Linked DNA regions of Homo sapiens: region 1 is linked to region 2. Evidence: read pairs that join two places in POLR2A ChIA-PET (ENCODE). Cell type or tissue: IMR-90. All regions are shown on one strand. Each heading gives the region's core, and the rest is flanking DNA. Links, peaks and the distances in the headings are about the cores only.

Region 1 (2,807 bases), core at 18-2,517, 150 kb after region 2:
AACTGTCAGTTTTCCCTATGCCAATGGTCATTGTTCCAAAATGACAGAGTCTCTTTGTTCCCCAAGGTTCTTGTCACTTTATCTTCACCAAACAATTCTTCCATGTTGGTCCAGAAAAGCAGTTTCCTGCATTATTTCCTCTACCTCTGAGAGATCATATTGTCAGGCTGAATTTGTCAGATGCACTTTCATAAATGGAATAGGACATTGCCTTGGTAAGACCTTTGTAGTATGTGATTACGTGTTCTTTTATAAACATTCATGAAGTATACCTTGTGGAAATCCACCTGAGAGTAGGGATGAAAGAAAAGGAAAGTCGTATCCAGAGTTGACAAAAAACAGGGCCACAGAGGCACATACCTGGTTTCTCTAGAAAATGACGGTGATTTTAATCACCACTTTTTGGGAGTAGTCAGGGAATTTACTTACTTTCCCATGCAGATGGATGATTAAGTTAGGATTCTGGCTCTGCCCTAACTAACTGTATGACTTTAGGCAAATTAATTATCCTCTCTAATCTTTGTTTTCCTAATTTAAAAATTATATTTTGCAACCCAGGAGCATAGATTCAAGTTGCCTTGAATATACACTTCCAGGTTTCCTCATTTGTAAAATAAGAATAAGAATACCCAGCTTAAAGAATTTGTGGTAGATTAAAAATGGCTACAAAGTTTTTAACACTCCTCTCATTGACAGGTAAAATCTGAGTCTCTGCTCCTTCAATCTGTTCATTATAATTGTTTGACTAAAAGAATATGGTAGAAGTGACAGTGTGCCAGTTTCTGAGCCCATGCCATAAAAGACTGGTAGTTTTTACTTCTTTTTCTTGGAAAGCTTTCTCTGGGGTCTTGAGCCAACACGTAAGAAGTCCACATACCCAGAGACCGCCATGTTGGAGTCTTAGTATGCAATAGTCCCGGTTGAGCCCAGCCTTCCAGGCCATCCCCACAAAGGTGACAGACATGCTACTGAAGCCATCTTGGACTCTCCAACCAGCCCATTTATGAGCTGATTACCAGCAGGTAGCCTCACTGATGGCAGTTGATGCCTTGTAGATAAAAGGAACTGCCCAACCAAGTCTTGATCAAATTCCTGACCCATAGAATCATGAGACATGATGTAGGTTGTTTTAAGCTGTTAGTTAAGCAGCAATAGATAACTGGAACAGAATTTGGTACCTGGGAGTGGGGTGCTAATAAAACCCTAATGCATGTGACATTGGCTTTAGGGCTGGGCAGTTGGCAGAAGCTGGAAGTCCTTGAGGAGCCAGTTCGTAAAAGCTGGGAGGCCATTGAAAAGACTGCTGGTGGAATATGGAAGGACATGGAGAAAATTGGGTTTGGAGGTGGGAAAAAATGTGATCCTTGTGGAGAAAAATTTGGCAACATTGTTATCTGTAATAATGTGGAAAATAGAAAATAAACCTAGCAAACTGGTGGATTTGGGCAGAAAGATTTCCTGGCAGAATGTTGAAGATGCCAACTGATTCCTTTGAGCCACTTCTGATAAGCTATGGATAGAGACAGATAAACTTAAAAAAAAAAAAAAGAAAATTTCTAGTTTTCAAACAAATTTTAAAGGAAATATAAAGGGGTTAGGCCTTAATGGATTTGAAATTAAAAGTGATTCCATACCATCAGTCCTAAATCCCATCTAAAATGTATTTTAACCTACAGTAACTGTGATAATGGAGGGTCTAAATGCTGAAATTCAGAGGAGCTAGCTTTAACATGAAATCTGATGTTTTATATGTTGCTAATCCCCTTCAGAGAACGTTAGGGTAAGCCAGGGCAGGAAGAGAAGTAGGAAAAATTGGAAAGGTAAAGGAAAAGGACACTCAGTTAGAAAACTGTAAGAAAATGCTTGTTGAAATTTCCCTATCATTAGAAAGAAAAATGTATAATGAAAACTGACAATAAAGACATGAAGGGCTAATTTTCAATTTCAATTTGTCTTTTTGAATGATGCGTCTTTGGAATTTTATGAGGGGTAAATGATATTTGAAATGAAGTCTTTTAAATAAGTTATCTTTTGGGTAGTTATTCTGCACACCTTTAAAATGCATTTTACTTATTTGTGGTGGGTGGAGTAGAAAGATGAATTCTGGAGAAGTTGAGAGGAAAATAATTTCAGGAGGTAATGGATGAACTTGGTCTGGAAGATTAATCAGGGCAGTTGTAAGAGAGTGCCAAATGCATAACCAGAGTAGAACTAAATATCTGATTGTAATTAAAACTTTAGGTTTCTAATGGCTGCATGAAAGATATTTTAATAAACCTGAAATGCACTTTCTAAATGGCACGCTAACTTTTAATGACTTGGGTGTTTTGTTTGATTAGTAACCTGGACTGTTAAATTAAAGCCAACTGCAAGTGCATGATAAAATATTGATGGTTTCAGGCAAATGAATTGGGGGAGTTATGCTTGACAGATTTTTTGTATCATTAAGGATTTTAACTGGTGGAAAATATATATTGCTGGTGCTTAAAGATAGTTAAAGAGGATCTTCCTGTTTATATGACCTCGTTTCAATTTTACAGTAATAATAAGGGAGAAATCTGAATTATTCACAGATGATTGGTCAAGAGAGGTCACTTAATTAAAAAAGTGTTATTTTAATTACACCTGTTTCACATTCCTGGAATAGGAAATTAAATATTTTGCGGCATTTGATTATTTCTGTTTCACAGAATACCTGGACTTTTGCTGATTCTTGTGAAGACCTTACATTGTCATGTGTGAGGCTTGTACTGCTTGTTTTAAAGCAGGGAGTTTTGCTTTAAGAATCAGAATTTAAGAAATAGTTT
Region 2 (2,807 bases), core at 177-2,676:
ATTGAATTAACTCAGGTTAGAAATGCAATTGTTTGACATAAGCCAGTCTTGAATTACTATCAGCTGTTGTATTTATATTTTTCCACTTCAACTTCTAGAATCATTTAAAACTATCTGATAGTTTGGAACATCAATTTGAGATTGAATCCTCATTTTAGCTTGGTGGAAAGAACTGAATGAGAAAACTGGATTTTTTTCCCTACTTGTCAGGAGGCTTACTCTGAAGTAGTTTGAATTTCATAAATCCATTAATGATTAGTAAGCTTCACCCAGAACTAATCTGTGGCCAGCTACAGGCTTTTGGAAAGAGGCATACTTTCTACAGCTTAAACATTACATTCAACTTAATCATCAATCCTAGAAACCTAAAATTTAGAGAAATTTGCCTCTGCCTGTCTGAAAATTTGTCTCTGAGTTAGAAGTCCTGAACAGAGGAAGACTTCAGATTGATTTCTTTTCTTTGTGTGTGTGTGTGTGAGACAGTGTTTTGTTCTTGTTGCCCGGCTGGAGTGTAATGTCGCCATCTTGGCTCACTGCAACCTCCGCCTCCCAGGTTCAAGCGATTCTCCTGCCTCAGCCTCCAGAATAGCCGGGATTACAGGTGCCTGCCACCACGCCTGGCTAATTTTTGTATTTTTAGTAGAGATGGGGTTTCGCCATGTTGGCCAGGCTGGTCTCGAACTCCTGACCTCAAGTGATCTGCCCACTGCAGCCTCCCAAAATGCTGGGATTACAGGCATGAGCTACCACGCCTGGCCAGATTAATTTTCTTCTTTTTCTTTTTCTTTTTTTTTTTTTGAGACGGTGTCTCGCTCTGTTGCCGAGGCTGGAGTGTGGTGGTGCAATCTTGGCTCACTGCAACTTTGCATCCCGGATTCAAGCGATTCTCCTGCCTCAGCCTTCTGAGGTAGCTGGGATTACAGGTGCCCACCACCACGCCCAGCTAATTTTTGTATTTTTAATAGAGGCGGAGTTGGGGGTGGGGTGGGGGTGGGGTGGTTTTACCATGTTGGCCAGTCTGGTCTCAAACTCCTGACCTCAAGTGATCCGCCTGCCTTGGCCTCCCAAAAGTGCTGGGATTACAGGTGTGAGCCACCGCGCCTGGCCCAGATTAATTTCTTAAAGAGGATAGATGCATTAGTTTACATTTCCTGCTATATAATGCATTTTTAAAAATTTGAAGTTGTGGGCCGAGTGTGGTGGTGGACGCCTGAAATCCCACTAGTCGGGAGGCTGAGGCAGGAGAATCGCTTGAACCCGGGAGGCGGAGGTTGCAGTGAGCCGAGATCACGCCACTGCACTCTAGCCTCAGTGACAGAGTGAGACTCCGTCTCAAAAAAAAAAAAAAAAAAGTTGTAATTTCAGGGGAAATTGATAACGTACTATCACTGTACTTTCCAGGGGCATCCTTGAGCATCTGAATGGATGTTTAGAAATTATTTGCTTCTTGACTTCCCAAGTCAAATAGCTAGAAGTTAGTTAAAAGCTGTTGTAAATTGAAAGTCAATCTTGGCCGGGCGCGGTGGCGGTTCACCAGTCTGGCCAACATGGTGAAACCCCATCTCTACCAAAAAAAAAAAAAAAAAAAAAAAATTAGCTGAGTGTGGTGGCGCACGACTGTAGTCCCAGCTACTCGGGAGGCTGAGGCAGGAGAATCGCTTGAACCCAGGAGGCAAAGGTTGCAGTGAGCCGAGATCGTGCCACTGCACTCCAGCCTGGGCCACAGAGCAAGACTCCATCTCAAAAAAAAAAATAAAAAGAAAGTCGATCTTAGGCCTGGCGCGGTAGCTCACACCTGTAATCCCAGCACTCTGGGAGGCCGCGGTGGGCAGATAGCTGGAGTCCAGGAATGTGAGACCAGCCTAGAAAACATGGTGAAACTCAGTCTGTACTAAAAATGCAAATATTAGCCGGGTGTAGTAGTGTACGCCAGCTACTTTGGTGGCTGAGGCACCAGAATCTCTTGAACCTGGGAGGCAGAGGTTGCAGTGAGCTGAGATGGCGCCACTGCACTCCAGCCTAGGTGACAGCCTGTTCAAAAGAAAAAAAAATCTCAATTGAATATAAGTATTTTTGAACTTACCTATGTAAGGAAATTGCAATTTGTAAAAAAGATTTTAAGATGTGTTTTTAAGGAAAAGCATCTATTGGGTCAAGTCAGACACATTGTGAATAGTTCTTGAAACAGTAAGATTTATAAGTAAGTTTTGTAAATTCTTCCTCACTAGGGCCTATATACCATCTGTCTTTTCTTTTCTTTTCTTTGTTTTTTTTTTTTTTTTTTTCCGAGACAGTCTTGCTCTGTCACCCAGGCTGGAGTGCAGTGGTGCGATCTCGGTTCACTGCAGCCTCTGCCTCTGGGATTCAGGCGATTCTCCTGCCTCAGCCTCCCAAGTAGCTGGGACTACAGGCCGTGCCACCATGCCCAGCTAAATTTTTGTATTTTTAGTTGAGGTGGGGTTTCACCATGTTAGCCAGGCTGATCTTGAACTCCTGACCTCAAGTGATCCCCCCACTTCAGCTTCCCGAAGTGCTGGGATTGATTATAAGCATGAGCCAAGATGCCTGGGCTACCATCTGTCTTCTGATGAGACATTTGAAGTGATACATTGGCTTTTGGTTTGTCAAGGAATATTTGAACTTTTTCCATGTGCAGACATGTTTCTATCTTACAGAGAAATGGGACATGACACCTGCATTAAGACAAAAGGTAACAATAAAGAAGAATCTGATAAGTGCCAATTAGTATTACAGTATATACTACAAAAGGAGACCTACCATAGACTGAGAACCACTGACCTTATCTC

Evidence for each region. ChIA-PET counts read pairs that join two places held together with the same protein. Peaks named below come from ENCODE experiments on the same cell type or tissue, not always from the same donor. Only the 100,000 strongest peaks of a DNase experiment are listed, where the experiment ranks them.
Region 1: POLR2A ChIA-PET joins it to region 2 with 14 read pairs; 4 of 35 experiments call an interaction of 5 or more read pairs at or near these places.

Annotation. Positions count from the first base shown.
Region 1 is chr14:34,309,297-34,312,103 of GRCh38, reverse strand. No RefSeq gene overlaps it. Among named protein-coding and RNA genes, the nearest start is that of SPTSSA, 150 kb to the left of the region's middle. In IMR-90, for the core only: no CTCF peak of the experiment used is centred there; no DNase peak of the experiment used is centred there; H3K27me3 peaks cover 170 bases.
Region 2 is chr14:34,457,450-34,460,256 of GRCh38, reverse strand. All of the region lies in intron 1 of SPTSSA (serine palmitoyltransferase small subunit A), which reads left to right. Among named protein-coding and RNA genes, the nearest start is that of SPTSSA, 3.4 kb to the left of the region's middle. RefSeq lists an enhancer at 1,165-1,666. In IMR-90, for the core only: no CTCF peak of the experiment used is centred there; no DNase peak of the experiment used is centred there; H3K27ac peaks cover 216 bases.